Linked DNA regions of Homo sapiens: region 1 is linked to region 2. Evidence: chromatin contacts called from ENCODE Hi-C or POLR2A ChIA-PET data. All regions are on one chromosome and are shown on one strand. Each heading gives the region's core, a stretch centred on a gene start or an enhancer-like site at or near the end of the contact. The rest is flanking DNA. Distances are from core to core; before and after follow the strand shown. Region 1 holds the start of LOC124904608 (a long non-coding RNA gene). Region 2 overlaps SHC2 (SHC adaptor protein 2).

Region 1 (7,082 bases), core at 155-2,654, 38 kb after region 2:
GTGCAATGGCGCGATCTTGGCTCACCACAATCTCTGCCTCCCGGGCTCAAGCGATTCTGCTGCCTCAGCCTCCTGAGTAGCTGGGATTACAGGTGTGCGCCACCACGCCCGGCTAATTTTTGTATTTTTAGTAGAGACGGGGTTTCTCCATGTTGGTCAGGCTGGTCTCGAACTCCTGACCTCAGGTGATCCGCCCGCCTTGGCCTCCTAAAGTGCTGGGATTACAGGCATGAGCCACCGCGCCTGGCCTCTTGTTTTATTTTTGACACAGGGTCTCATTCTGTGCTCAGGCTGGAGTGTGCAGTGACGTGATCACAGAAAGGAAACCTCAGAGCAGAGTTGGGTCTTCACATACGGTGGCCAGGAAGGCCCCCTGAAGAGGTGAAACGTTAGCAAAGGCCTGGAGGAAGTCAGGACCTCTAAGGGATGCCCAGCTGTGCAGACATCTACGGGGTGTCTGGGGAGGGCACCGCTGTGCAAAGGCCCTGGGGCAGGACCGCACCTGGCGAGGCGGAGGAGCGAGGAGGAGGCCAGGGTGGCTGCCGCAGGGTGAGGAGGGGAGAGCAGGAGGAGGGAGGGCGGGGCTGACCCAGCAGGTCGTGAAGGGCCCTGAGGACACGGAGAGGACACAGGGTTTTACCCTGAGCAGGGTGGGAGCCACGGAGGCCTCTGCTGGAGCAGAGGAGGGCACGGCCTGAATTGGGTTTGAAGGAATCGACTGAGGGTAGGAAGGTGGGGGTAGGGAAGCCCGGGGGAGGCGAGCACACCAGCCCAGGTGGGCACCACGGGGCCTGGGCTGGGGGCTGCTGTGGGATGGTCAGGAGTGGGTGGGTTCTGGGCCTGTCTTGAAGGCAGAACTCACAAGATTTTCTGAGACGCTGTGGGGTGAAGGGGAGTGAGAGGAGGGGAGGGTCCTGGAAGGGCGGGTGCAACCTCAACCCAGCGGAGGACCCTGCTGACCTGCTTAGTTGTTTATGGAGGGTCATTGCCGTGCTCTACCACGTAACACACGTACACACACACACACAGGTGCACGTTTACACCACGTGGGTGCGCACGATGAGGCACACACAGGCAGGCGCGCACACACACGCGTGCTCACATAGGAACACGAAGAGGCAGGAGCCGGGCGTGCCCGAGCCCCGTGGCGCCCTGGGCATCCCAAACACCGCCTGCCCAGAACAGGTGCGCAGTGAGTGCCTGCTGAGCCAGTGAGTGGAATGAAGCTCTACAATAGTCCAGATGACAGACATGACTGCTGTGGCTGCTGCCGATCCAAGTCCCACCGTTCTTTTCTCTAGAGACAAGGTCTCACTCCACCATCCAGGCTGGCGCGATCACAGCTCACTGACGGTGGAGAAGGGTGATCAGAGAATGGTGGGAATGAGGCGGCCCTGACCTCCTGGGGTTAGCGATCCTCCCACCTCAGCCCCCTAAAGCACCGGGAGGGCAGGTGTGAGCCACGGTGCCAGCCCCAAGTTCCCGACATTCTTTCCTAAAACACATCCTCCGGCTGCAGATGAGGGTGCGACAGCTGGGAGGCAGCTCCCAGGAGGCCGGGTTCCTCCGATGACCTGCTGTTTCTGTGTCCCTGGCACACGGCACAGCAGGAGAGGGGGAGGCCAGGTGTTTGTGGCTGCTGCCACCGGCCCGTCCAGGGTCAGCTCATGCTCCCAGCCTCCGTGATCTGCCACTCCCCACTTCCCTGAGGCTGCTCACTGCTGTCCTTTGTCCGGCGGCCAGCCCCCTGACTCAGACTCACGCGCCCTGCTGCTGCCCGCCCCTTTGTTCCCGGGAGACTCTAACAAGGAAGGCTTGTTCTTCCCGCAAGGACACAGAGAACCTGCCAGCTCCCCTCCATCCTCATCCAGAGAGAGCCTGCTGTCCCCGTGGGACAGTGAGGACAGGACCAGCTCTCAGGCTCTGCTGGGCACCCAGCCCATGCCTGGCAAGTCCTCATGTTACAGACGAGGACACCGAAGCTCAGAGGAAGGAAGGGCTTGTATTCCGAGGATTTGGGGGGCTGGAGAGGGGTCCTAGTGGGCTCTGCTGTAGCCTGCAAGGTCCTACAAGCCCAGGTCCTTCCTGCCCTCTCTGGCTGCGTTGGTCCCTCCGGACTCAGCCTCTGCACTCACCGTACATTCTGCCTGATACACCCGGTCCAACTCCCTCCCCCTCCAGGAAGGCCTTGCTCAAATCTCTCCACCTCCAGGATCTTCCTTGGACCACTGATTGATTGATTGATTTTTTGTTTCTGTTGTTTTTCTGAGATGGAGTCTTGCTCTATCACCCAGGCTGGAGGGTAGTGGCGCAATCTCGGCTCACTGCAACCTCCGCCTGGTGGGTTCAGGCGATTCTCCTGCCTCAGCCTCCCAAGTAGCTGGGATTACAGGCGCCCGTCACCACACCCAGCTAATTTTTGTCTTTTTTAATAGAGATGGGGCCGGGAGCGGTGGCTCACGCCTGTAATCCCAGCACTTTGGGAGGCTGAGGCGAGCAGATCACGAGATCAGGAGATCGAGACCATCCTGGCTAATACAGTGAAACCCCGTCTCTACTAAAAATACAAAAAATTAGCCAGGCGTGGTGGCAGGCGCCTGTAGTCCCAGCTACACAGGAGGCTGAGGCAGAAGAATGACGTGAACCCGGGAGGCGGAGCTTGTAGTGAGCCGAGATTGTGCCAGTGCACTCCAGCCTGGGCGACAGAGCAAGACTCCATCTCAAAAAAAAGAAGGAAAGAAATAGAGATGGGGTTTCACCATGTTGGCCAGGCTGGTCTCAAACTCCTGACCTCAAGTGATCCGCCCACCTCAGCCTCCCAAAGTGCTGGGATTACAGGTGTGAACCGCCATGCCCGGCCTATCGGGACCACAGATTTGATCCTGCAACCTGCCTATCATCATGCTGCCTGCCCCCTTCCCTGCCTTTTCCTTCTTCCCAGCAGCACTCTCCACGCCTCACCTATTGCAGCGGCGGCTGGAGCTGCTCATGCCAGCTCCTGAGCCCACTGTGAAGTTCGCGGCGATCTGTGAGCTGGTTGGCTCATGTTGGCAGCCACGATGGGAGTATTTACAACACAGGGGGCGGCGTGCGCTGCAAGTGAGGGCCTTTTCCCTTGGAGAGCCAGCTGTTCAACATTTCTCCGCACAGCACCACTTCGGTATTATGCCCGAGGTTTATGGCATAACTAGCCTGGCTCATGGTCTCTCTTCCCTGCTGCTCACTAGAATGTAAGCTCCTTCGGGCCGAGGTCAGCCCACCTTGCACTCTGCTGTCTCCTTGGCACTTAAAACAACGCTTGGCATACAGCAGGCACTCAATAAAGATGTGCTGGCAGGGCGCATGACGTGTGCCTGTGGTCCCAACACTTTGGAAGGCCGAGGCGGGAGGATTGCTTGAGCTCAGGAGGCGGAGGTTGCAGTGAGTGGAGATCGCACCACTGCGCTCCAGCCTGGGCCACAGAGTGAGACCCTGTGTCAAAATAATAACAAGCATGAGGCAGGGGGGATCAGCTGAGGTCAGGAGTTCGAGACCAGCCTGGCCAACATGGTGAAACTCTATTAAGGGAGGAGACCATCCCTCATATTGTCTTATGCCCAATTTCTGCCTCCAAAGAAAGAAGTAAAAACTAAAAGGCAGAAATGAAATCCACAGGCAGACAGCCCGGCGCTGTGCCCTGGGCCTGGTAGTTAAAGAGCGACCCCTGACCTACTGGGTTACGTTATCTATAGATTCCAGACATTGTATGGAAAAGCACTGTGAAAACCCTTGTCCTGTTCTGTTCCGATCTGATTGCCGGTGCATGCAGCCCCCAGTCACGTACCCCCTGCTTGTTCAATCGATCACGACCCTCTCACGCGGACCCCCTGAGAGTTGTGAGCCCTGAAGAGGGACAGGAATTGCTCACTCGGGGAGCTCGGCTCTTGGGACAGGAGTCTTGCCGATGGCCCCGGCCGAATAAACCGCTTCCTTCTCTAACTGGGTGTCTGAGGAGTTTTGTCTGCGGCTCTTCCTGCTACACTATCTCTACTAAAAATACAAAAAAAAAAGGCCGGGCTTGGTGGCTGAAGCCTGTAATCCCAGCTCCTCGGGAGGCTGAGGCGGGCAGATCACGAGGTCAGGAGATCGAGACCATCCTGGCTAACACGGTGAAACCCCGTCTCTACTAAAAATACAAACAATTAGCCGGGCGTGGTGGCAGGCGCCTGTAGTCCCAGCTACTCGGGAGGCTGAGGCAGGAGAATGGCGTGAACCCGGGAGGCGGAGCTTGCGGTGAGCCGAGATGGCGCCACTGCACTCCAGCCTGGGCGACAGAGCGAGACTCCGTCTCAAAAAAATAACAAGTAAATCAGTGTGGAACTAACGAGCGCCCTCGTCCCTCGCGCTGCTGGGACTGACGTCCGGGTACCCCCAACGCAACCACGGCCTCCCGGTGACCCTGACCCGCGAAGCGGGCCGGAAGCCCCGCAGCCCCTACTCCAGAATCCGCGTCCCGGAACCTGGATCCCCGACCGGGCCCTGCGGCCCCGACCCCCGCAGCGAGCCCAGCGCCGGGGAACAGGACCCGGCTTCCCAGTCTCCGCCCGGGGACACCAGGCTCCTTGGGCGAACGGCCAGGCCTCCCGGGACCAGCGCGCTGGAAGACTCGCGGCGGGGACGCCCCCTCGGCCGCCCCGTGCCGGGCCCCACGCAAGGGCAGCCGGGGCGCCCCGCAGTGGGAACGCGAGGAGACCGACCACGGGGCGAGACAGCCGCCAGGGCGTCCGCGCCGCCCGCCCCAAGCCCGCATCAGCCCGCCACGAACTCGGAGGACCGCGGGCTAGAGCGGCCCCGCCAGCGCGCAAAGCCTTGTGGGCCACACGCCCCGGCGCCCCGCGCTCCGCGGCATGGCGGGAGTTGTGGTTCAGCTGCGGGGGCCGCGCGGGAGCTGCCGGGAGCTGTGGGCGGGGTGGGTGCGCGCGCAGTGGCAGGGCCAGTGAGCTGCACCCGCGGAAAAGGAGGGGGAGCGGCTGGTCAGCTGCGCCCTGCGGGTCGAGAATGTCATCAGCAGGGATGGCGGCGCTTTGAGTGCTGAGCGCGGCCCCGACCGGGACCCCCTACCCTTGACCCACCCTCGCAGGCCGAGCCCCGACTCCCGACCCGCCGTCGCAGCCCGCGGCCCCGACCTCTGACCCGCCCTCGCAGCCCGCGGCCCCGACCTCTGACCCGCCCTCCCAGCCAGACCCTCTACGCCCGACCCGCCCTCGCAGCCCATGGCCCATCGGCCCGGCAGTGGACGCAGAGCCTCGGCCCCGTTCCCTCCCCGGACCCCCCGGACCCGCTCTCCGTCCTCCCTGCAGAGCCGAGGGCCTTGGCCCAGCCCCGCATCCTCCCCGACCGTGCTCGATCCAGCCCGGGTGTGCTGCACCCGAAACAGGCTCCCGGGGGCCGTCGGGCCTGTGGGTGACCGTGCAGGCCAGGATCTCCCCCTTCCCAGTCGTGACAACCACAGATGGCCCCAGATGCCACGTTAGGGTTAGTGCCTCCTGGGGGCGGGATTGCGGCCGGGGGAGAACCACCCTCCCAACCCGTTAGGAACTGCAGGGACGGAGAGCGCGCTCGGGATGTCCAGCACTCAGCGCGGGTTGGGTGGCGAATGGAGAGCGAGTCGTCCTCAGAGGCCGCCGGCCTGCAGGCGAGAACCCTCCCAGCCAGGAGGCTGCGGCTCTGCCTGAACCCCGACCCAGGGCGAACACCCACATTTGGCCCCTGCCCGGTGCTGAGAGAGGCCAGAGCGGCGTCCCCAGAAGCGGAGCGGGAGCCCCACGTCCGGCGGCCACGATAGAAAGAAGAAAAGAAATGGGTGGTAGTAAGTAAAATAAATCGTATGAAACATAAAACAAGGCCGGGCGCGTTGGCTCACGCCTGTAATCCCAGCACTGTGGGAGGCCGAGGCAGGTGGATCACCTGAGGTCAGGAGTTTGAGACCAGCCTGGCCAACATGGCAAAACCTCGTCTCTACTAAAAATACAAAAATTAGCCGGGCGTGGTGGCGCATGCCTGTGGTCCCACCTACTTGGAAGGCCGTCACAGTAGAATCACTTGAACCCGTGAGGTGGAGGTTGCAGTGAGCCGAGATAGCACCACTGTACTCCAGCCTGGGCGACAAGAGTGAAACTCCAGCTAAAAAAAAAAGAAAGAAAGAAACGTAAAACAAAGATGTATCTTTATCTTATTTAATCCACTGTGTCCAAAATACTATCCTTTCGATTCATAAGCAATACATGTTGAGATGCTGTACACTCTTTGTTCACGCTGAGCGTTCAGAGCCCAGTGTGTATTTTGCACATTTGTGTCCACTTCCTAATTCTCACAGGAAATATTCAACCTGCACTTCAGGCCACTAAAGTTCTAGTTGGAAAAGTGGCTTCACAAACCCTAGCTGTTGCACATGTTTTCCAATAGCTGCGTCCGTTTCTAAGTTGATATTCGTGTTAGAAAGGAGGCTTCAGGGCCAGGCGCGGTGGCTGACACCTGTAATCCAGCACTTTGGGAGCCCAAGGTGGGCAGATCACTTGAGGTGGGGAGTTCAAGACCAGCCTGACCAACATGGGGAAACCCCGTCTCTATTAAAAATACAAAAATTGGCCAGGCGCGGTGGCTCACGCCTGTAATCCCAGCACCTTGGGAGGCCAAGGCGGGCGGATCACCTGAGGTCAGGCGTTTGAGACTAGCCTGACCAATATGGTGAAACCCTGTCTCTACTAAAAATGCAAAAGTTAGCTGGGCGTGGTGGCAGGCGCCTGTAGTCCCAGCTACTCCGGAGTCTGAGACAGAATTGCTTAAACCTGGGAGGCAGAGGTTGCAGTGAGCTGAGATCGTGCCACTGCACTCCAGCCTGGGTGACAGAGTGAGGCTTTGTCTCAAAAAAAAAAAAAAAGTCTACAAATACAAAACTTACCTGAGCATGGTGGCACGTGCCTATAATCCCAGCTACTCAGGAGGCTCAGGCGGGAGAATCGCTTGAACCCAGGAGGCGGAGGTTGCAGTGAGCCAAGATCTCACCACTGCACTCCAGCCTGGGCGACAGAGTGACTCCGTCT
Region 2 (7,239 bases), core at 1,428-3,927:
AGCCCAGCCCTCCACCACGTGAGGACACAGGAGAACACGGCCCTCTGTAAAGAGGCCCTCGCCAGACACTGAATCTTCCGGCGCCTCGATCGTGGCCCTCCCAGCCTCCAGAACCGTGAGAAATAAATTTCTAGGCCTGGCACAGCAGCTCATGCCTGTAATCGCAGCACTTCAGGAGACCTAGGTGGGAGGCTGTCTCGAAGCCAGGAGTTCAAGACCAGCCTGGGCAATGTAATGAGGCCTCATCTCTACAAAAGAAAAATTTTTAATTAGCTGAGCATGGTGAGTGTGGGCCTGTGGTCCCAGCTACTCAGGAGGCTGAGGTGGGAGGATGGCTTGAGCCCAGGAGGTTGAGGCTGCAGTGATCTGTGATGGCACCACGGCACTCCAGCCTGGGCAACAGAGCACAACCATGTCTTAAAAAACACATTTTTGCCGGGCGCGGTGGCTCACGCCTGTAATCCCAGCACTTTGGGAGGCCGAGGTGAGTGGATCACTTGAGGTCAGGAGTTTGAGACTAGCCTGGCCAACATGGAGAAACCCCAACTCTACTGAAAATACAAAAATAAAAATAAAAATAAAAAAATTAGCTGGGCGTGGTGGTTGCATGCCTGTAATCCCAGCTACTTGGGAGGCTGAGGCAGGAGAATCATTTGAACCCAGGAGGCGGAGGCTGCAGAGAGCCAAGATCACGCCACTGCACTCGAGCCTGGGTGACAGAGGGAGAGTCTGTCTCAAAATAAAAAAAAAAAAAGACAAGCACAGAGGGAGATTTGAGAGACAGAGACACAGAAGGGAGGGGCCGTGTGCAGCCGAGGACACCAAGGCCGGCCCCCAGGCACCAGACACGGGAGAGAGGCCTGGGACAGAGCCTCCCTCAGAGCCTCCAGCAGAAACCAGCCCTGCCCACACCTTGGCTCGGACGTTGGGCCCCAGAACTGTGACAGAACAAGTCTATGTTTGTGTGTGTGTGTGTTTTGTTTTGTTTTTGGGGTTTTTGTTTGTTTGTTTGAGACGGAGTCTTGCTCTGTCGCCAGGCTGGAGTGCGGTGGTGCGATCACGACTCACTGCAACTTCCGCCTCCCGGGTTCACACCATTCTCCTGTCTCAGCCTCCTGAGTAGCTGGGATTACAGGCGCCCACTACCACGCCCGGCTAATTTTTGTATTTTTAGTAGAGACGGGGTTTCATCATATTGGCCTCGCTGGTCTCGATCTCTTGACCTTGTGATCCGCCTCGGTCTCCCAAAGTGCTGGGACTACAGGCGTGAGTCACCGCGCCCGGCTGTCTGTGTTGTTTTAAGCCCCACAGTTTGTGGTGGTTTGTGGTGGCAGCCCCGGGACCCTCCCACAGAAGATGGGGAGGAGCCCTGGCGGCTTCACATTCAACCTTCCCCTTTGCAAATTCAGAAACTGAGGCCCAGAGAGAAGGCATGACCCAGAACCCACCCCAGGACGTTAAGGGAAGGAGCCACTGTACAAGTCAGTAAACCGAAGCCCAGAGAGGGGATGGCACCTGGCCGGCCTCACGCACGCAGCAGGCCAGGGCAGATACAAGCCGAGGTCCCCATGTCTGCACTCCCAGCCTGGGAGACCGTCCGAGTCTCCGCCACCGCCCACGCCAGCCACCGGGACCCACCTCATAGGCTTTGCCATGGTCTGTATCGATGTCATTTACTTGGTATTTTCCTTCTAAATAAACTCCACTTACAAACATAATTGCGTTTACTTTTTAAAGGAAATTGCAGGAAACAACTAAAATATCTATCAACGGATGAACTGATAAATGCAGTGGGGTCCATCCGCACTCTGGAACGTGACCCAGACGTGAAAAGGAGCAAGTCTCCGATACGGGCCATGGCACGGACGCACCGTGAGGACGCCGGACAGGAAAGGCCACACAGCGTGTGATCCCATTTCTATGAAGTGGCCAAGACAGGCCGATCCACAGAGGCAGGAAGGGGACGCGTGGGCGCCGGGGATGGGGAGGGGGTGGAGGGGAGGGACGGCTGAGGGCAGGCGATAAGTTTCCATTTTGCCTGACGGGAGCGTCCTGGAACTAGACACGGGTGAGGGTTGCAGAACCGTGTGGCTGCACTAAATACACCGCCCTGCACAGTTTAAACAGTTGGGATTAGGGTATGCGAATTATATCTGCTTTTTCAAAAATTTGCATGAGAGCCGGGCACAATGGCTCAGGCCTGCAATCCCAGCACTTTGGGAGGCCGAGGCGGGCGGCTCACCTGAGGTCAGGAGCTCAGGACTAGCCTGACCAACATGGTGAAACCCCGTCTCTACTAAAAATACAAGATTAGCTGGGCATGTTGGCTTATGCCTGTAATCCCAGCTACTCGGGAGGCTGAGGCAGGAGAATCACTTGAACCTGGGAAGCGGAGGTTGCGGTGAGCCGAGATCGCACCACTGCACTCCAGCCTGGGTGACAAGAACAAAACTCCATCTAAAAAAAAAATTAAAAAATTATATGAGAAAAAGAGGAAACTTCACACTGCAACCATAACTCCCTGGTTTTCCATTAAAATAAATATATTAATAAAATGAAAAGTGTCCATTCACACAAGAACCCTAAGGTTTTGCTAAAACCAGTGCGTGAAGGTTTGCTGGGAGCTGGGAGCCAGGATGTCTGCACAGTGTCAACATCTGTCTCCCCAGATCACGTTCCAGGGAAGGAAGACCGGATGCCGGGGCCAGGGCTGGGGAGGCCGCAGGCAGCGCTTGGGCTGGAAACGTGCACGGCCTGGCCTGCGAGTGGCTCCCGGGGCGTGCACTGCGACGTCCCCATGCACCCGAGTCCCAATTCCACGAGTCCCCGCAGATCTTCCTCATTATAAGGGAAATAAACAGAGCTTTACGGGGGAGAAAAGTCACCTTCACCAAGTACATTCATTTCCCAGGGCTGCCGTGAGCAAAGGCCACACCTGGGGGCCACGGGAGCGGATCCTCTCCACGTCCCAGAGCCGGGAGTCTGAGGTCAAGCTGCGGGCAGGGCCTCGCTCCCTCTGAAGCCCCGGGGGAGGGTCCTTCCTGCCTCTTCCAGCTTCTGGGGGCTCCCGGCGTCCCGGGCTTGTGGCCGTGTTACTCCATCTCTGCCTCCTCCACACAGCTGTCTCCTTCTGTGCAGATTTCCCTCTTCTTAGAGGACACGAGCCATTGCATTTAGGCCCCACCCTATTTCAGTAACTCCAGTGTGGCCTCATCTTAACTAACCACGTCTGCAAAGGACCTTTTCCAAATAAGGACGTGAGTTTTGGGGAACACCGTTCGCCCCAGGACACTAGGTGATCAAAGTCTCCAGCACCAGTATCAGGACAAACCAGCACCCGGGGGCCTCCTGACACGAAGGGCTGGGAAAACACAGCACCCCTCTGTGCGTCCTGCCAAAAACACAACCTCGACTCAACTGCAGGCAAACACCAGGCAGACACAAACTGAGGGACGGCAGCCCAGCAGCCGGTGTGCACTCTTCAACACTACTGGCTCCATGGATCCCAGGACGGAACAACTGTGAGGCTAAAGGTGGTAAAAGAGACAGGACGGACGGGGCAAGTGGCTCACGCCTCTAATCCCAGCACTGTGGGAGGCCGAGGCAGACAGACGGCTTGAGTTCAGGAGTTCAAGACCAGCCTGGGCAACATGGTGAAACCCCGTCTCTACAAAAAAAAAAAAATACAAAAATACAAAAAGTAGCCAGGCATGGTGGTGCACACCTGTAGTCCCAGCTACTCGGGAGGCTGAGGCAGGAGAATCGCTTGAACGCAGGAGGTGGAGGTTGCCGTGAGCCGAGATGGTGCCACTGCACTCCAGCCTGGGCGACAGAGCCAGACTCTGTCTCTAAAAAATTAAAATAAATAAAATAAAAATTAGCTGGGCGTGGTGGCACACAGCTGTGGTCCCAGCAGCCTGGGAGGTCTCAGCAAGAGGCTGAGGTGCAAGGATCGCTTGAACCCAGGAGGCGGAGGTTGCAGTGAGCTGAGATGGCACCATTGCACTCCAGCCTGGATGATCCAGAGCGAGATCCTGTCTCAAAAAAAGAAAAAAAAAGGCAGGATGGCTAAATGCAATGTGGGATGGGAAAATAAAGGTTGCTCTGACACCGTTGGGAAAACTGGTCACATTTGAATACGCACTGAAAATGTGATCGCAGGATTGTAACGGTACATTTCCTGACTTTGTTAATCATACCATAGCTATGCTGGAGAAAATCCTTGTCCTTAGACTATATACCCTAGCGTGTTTGAGGGTAGAGGGGTATCACGGCTGCAGACTTTCTCAATTGTTCATCAATAATAACGACAGTAATAATAATAATTTATACAGTGGGAGCCTAAGGTAGGAGAATCGCTTGAACCCGGGAGGCGGAGGTTGCAATGAGCCGAGATTGCGCCATTGCACTCCAGCCTGGGCAACGAGAGCAAAACCGTGTCTCAATAATGATAATAATAATAATTTATACAGACAGAATAAATGAGGCAAGATGTTAATAATCGGCCAGTCTAGGTGAATGACACATGGGAACTCTTTGTACTAGTCTTCTTTGGAACTTTTCGTCTCAATAGAATTCCAAACTTACAAAAGCTCTACGTAGTCTACTGTTCTTGTTTCTTTGATCTAAGGTTGAAACTATTTAAAGGCAAATTTCTTTGACACCCTGCGCCACGCTGACCAGTGCCGCCCTCCACCCCTGGCCAGGAGGACGCCCCTCCCACTGGCCACAGCCCCCGTCAGTGCCCCTGGCCATGGCTTTCCACAGGGGCGAGGGGTGTGTGCTGCCCTGGGGGTGCCGCGGAAATGTGGGGCCCTGTTGGCCATCATCGCGAGGCTGGGCAGCCGGCGCTACAGGAGGGGGGGGACTCACAATGACACCGAACTGTCCCCAGGGCCTCGGAGCTTCCTCCAGGCATCTTGTGGGGAAAGCCTTCCATGACTGCCACACGCCTCCAACCTAACTCCACGTGGCCCATGACGCAAGAGAGTGGCGCGTTTTCGTGTGCTTGCTTTTTTATTGTGGTAAAACACACATAACATAAAATTTAGAGTTTTGACTGTCTTTAATCGCACGGTTCAGTGGCACTCAGCGCATTCCCGTGGCTGTGCAGCCACCACCACCGTCTCTCCAGAACGTCCTCATCTTCCCAAACTCAAACTGACCCCACAAAACACTTACTCCCCGTCCCCTCCCCAGCCCCATCCTACTTTCTGTCTCTGTGAATCTGATGGCTCTGGGGACCTCTGATGGGTGGAATTGCACAAAGCTTGTCCTTCTGTGTCTGGAGTCTCTCACCGAGTGAGACATCCTCAAGGTCCGTCCGTGCCGTGGCCTGGGTCAGAGCCTCGTTCCTTTTCTTGGCCGCGTCGTATTTCAGCGTGTGGATGGCCACACTGTGTTGATCCACTCATGCCTGGGTCACAGCCTCGTTTCTTTCCTTGGCCGCATCATATTGTCATATTTCAGCATGTGGATGGCCACGCCGTGGCCACGTCATATTTCAGTGTGTGGATGGCCACGCCATGGCTGTGCCGTATTTCAGCGTGTGGATGGCCACGCCGTGGCCACATCATATTTCAGCGTGTGGATGGCCATGCCGTGGCCATGTCATATTTCAGCGTGTGGATGGCCATACCATAGCCACGTCATATTTCAGTGTGTGGATGGCCACGCCATGGCTGTGCCGTATTTCAGCGTGTGGATGGCCACGCCGTGGCCACATCATATTTCAGCGTGTGGATGGCCACGCCGTGGCCACGTCGTATTTTAGCGTGTGGATGGCCATACCATAGCCACATCATATTTCAGTGTGTGGATGGCCACGCCATGGCTGTGCTGTATTTCAGCGTGTGGATGGCCATACCATAGCCACGTCATATTTCAGCGTGTGGATGGCCACGCCGTGGCCACGTCATATTTCAGTGTGTGGATGGCCACGCCGTGGCTGTGCTGTATTTCAGCATGTGGATGGCCACGCTGTGGCCACATCATATTTCAGCGTGTGGATGGCCACGCCGTGGCTGTGCCGTATTTCAGCGTGTGGATGGCCACGCCGTGGGCCACGTCGTATTTCAGCATGTGGATGGCCATGCTGTGTTGATCCACTCATCCATCAACAGACACCTGGACTGTTTCCACCTTTGGGCTGCTGGGAGTTATGCTGCTGTGGCCGTGAGTGTACAAACATCCCCTCAAGTCCCTGCTCTCCATTTCTGGGAGGTATATATCCAAGAAGTGAAATTGGTGGATCATAAGGTAATTCTCTTTAACTTTTTGGCATTTTTTGTTTGTTTTGAGACATAGTCTCACTCTGTCGCCCAGGCTGGAGTGCAGTGGCGTGATCTCGGCTCACTGCAACCTCCACCTCTTGGGTTCAAGCGATTCTCCTGCCTCAGCCTCCCGAGTAGCTGGGATTACAGTTGCCCGCCATCACACCCAGCCAATTTTTGTATTTTTAGTAGAGACGGGGTTTCACCATGTTGACAGGCTGGTGTCGAACTCCTGACCTCAGGTGATCAGCCCGCCTCTGCCTCCCAAAGTGCTGGGATTATAGGAATGAGCCTCCGTGCCTGGCAGCATCGTTTTTATACAAGTTGGACTAAAATAGTTGTTCACTATTTTAGAAGCCAAATCGTCCGTGTGACTCCAGCCGTGGTGTCGGAGCTGCAGAATGGCAGCCTGCATCTGCCCCGTCTGTGGCTGTCACAGGAATGGTGGCCTTTGTGGCGGCCTCTGTGCTTCCCGGAGAGTGGACCCTGCACATTTACAGGCTGAAACATATTTTGAGTTACTAGGAATCACCACCATTGCGTTTCTCCGTTTCACTGCGGTTGGGGCATCGTACTGACTTGGGGGGAATTCCTGCGTAGGTGTGCGTTTCTCCATTTCATTGAGGTTGGGGCATCGTACTGACTTGGGGGGAGTTCCTGCGTAGGTGTGCGTTTCTCCGTTTCATTGAGGTTGGGGCATCGTACTGACTTGGGGGGAGTTCCTGCGTAGGTGTGCGTTTCTCCGTTTCATTGAGGTTGGGGCATCGTACTGACTTGGGGGGAATTCCTGCGTAGGTGTGCGTTTCTCCGTTTCATTGAGGTTGGGGCATCGTACTGACTTGGGGGGAATTCCTGCATAGGTGTGCGTTTCTCCATTTCATTGAGGTTGGGGCATCGTACTGACTTGGGGGGAGTTCCTGCGTAGGTGTGCGTTTCTCCGTTTCATTGAGGTTGGGGCATCGTACTG

The links. Hi-C counts contacts between places; a loop is a spot of excess contacts on that map. ChIA-PET counts read pairs that join two places held with the same protein, here RNA polymerase II (POLR2A).
Region 1: a map of sigmoid colon shows a loop between it and region 2 (2.4-fold over the local background). The contact joins two enhancer-like sites. A Hi-C loop is called at or near these places in 2 of 168 maps with a recorded cell type or tissue (breast epithelium and sigmoid colon). POLR2A ChIA-PET finds 5 or more read pairs at or near these places in 2 of 52 experiments (HepG2 and PC-9).

What each region holds. Positions count from the first base shown.
Region 1 is chr19:484,192-491,273 of GRCh38, forward strand. LOC124904608 (a long non-coding RNA gene) reads left to right here and starts at 4,975. Exons shown (of 2, transcript XR_007067072.1): 1 at 4,975-5,514; 2 at 5,675-5,879. It also overlaps a transcript of CIMAP1D not described here. RefSeq lists enhancers at 1,462-1,980, 5,286-5,787 and silencers at 4,615-5,244, 5,315-5,364. Within about 2 kb of position 1,405, at least 6 of the 41 ENCODE cell types and tissues checked have a DNase peak (open chromatin) inside an H3K27ac peak, as active enhancers do.
Region 2 is chr19:445,319-452,557 of GRCh38, forward strand. The region is part of intron 1 of SHC2 (SHC adaptor protein 2); the gene reads right to left. Among named protein-coding and RNA genes, the nearest start is that of SHC2, 12 kb to the right of the region's middle. Within about 2 kb of position 2,678, at least 5 of the 41 ENCODE cell types and tissues checked have a DNase peak (open chromatin) inside an H3K27ac peak, as active enhancers do.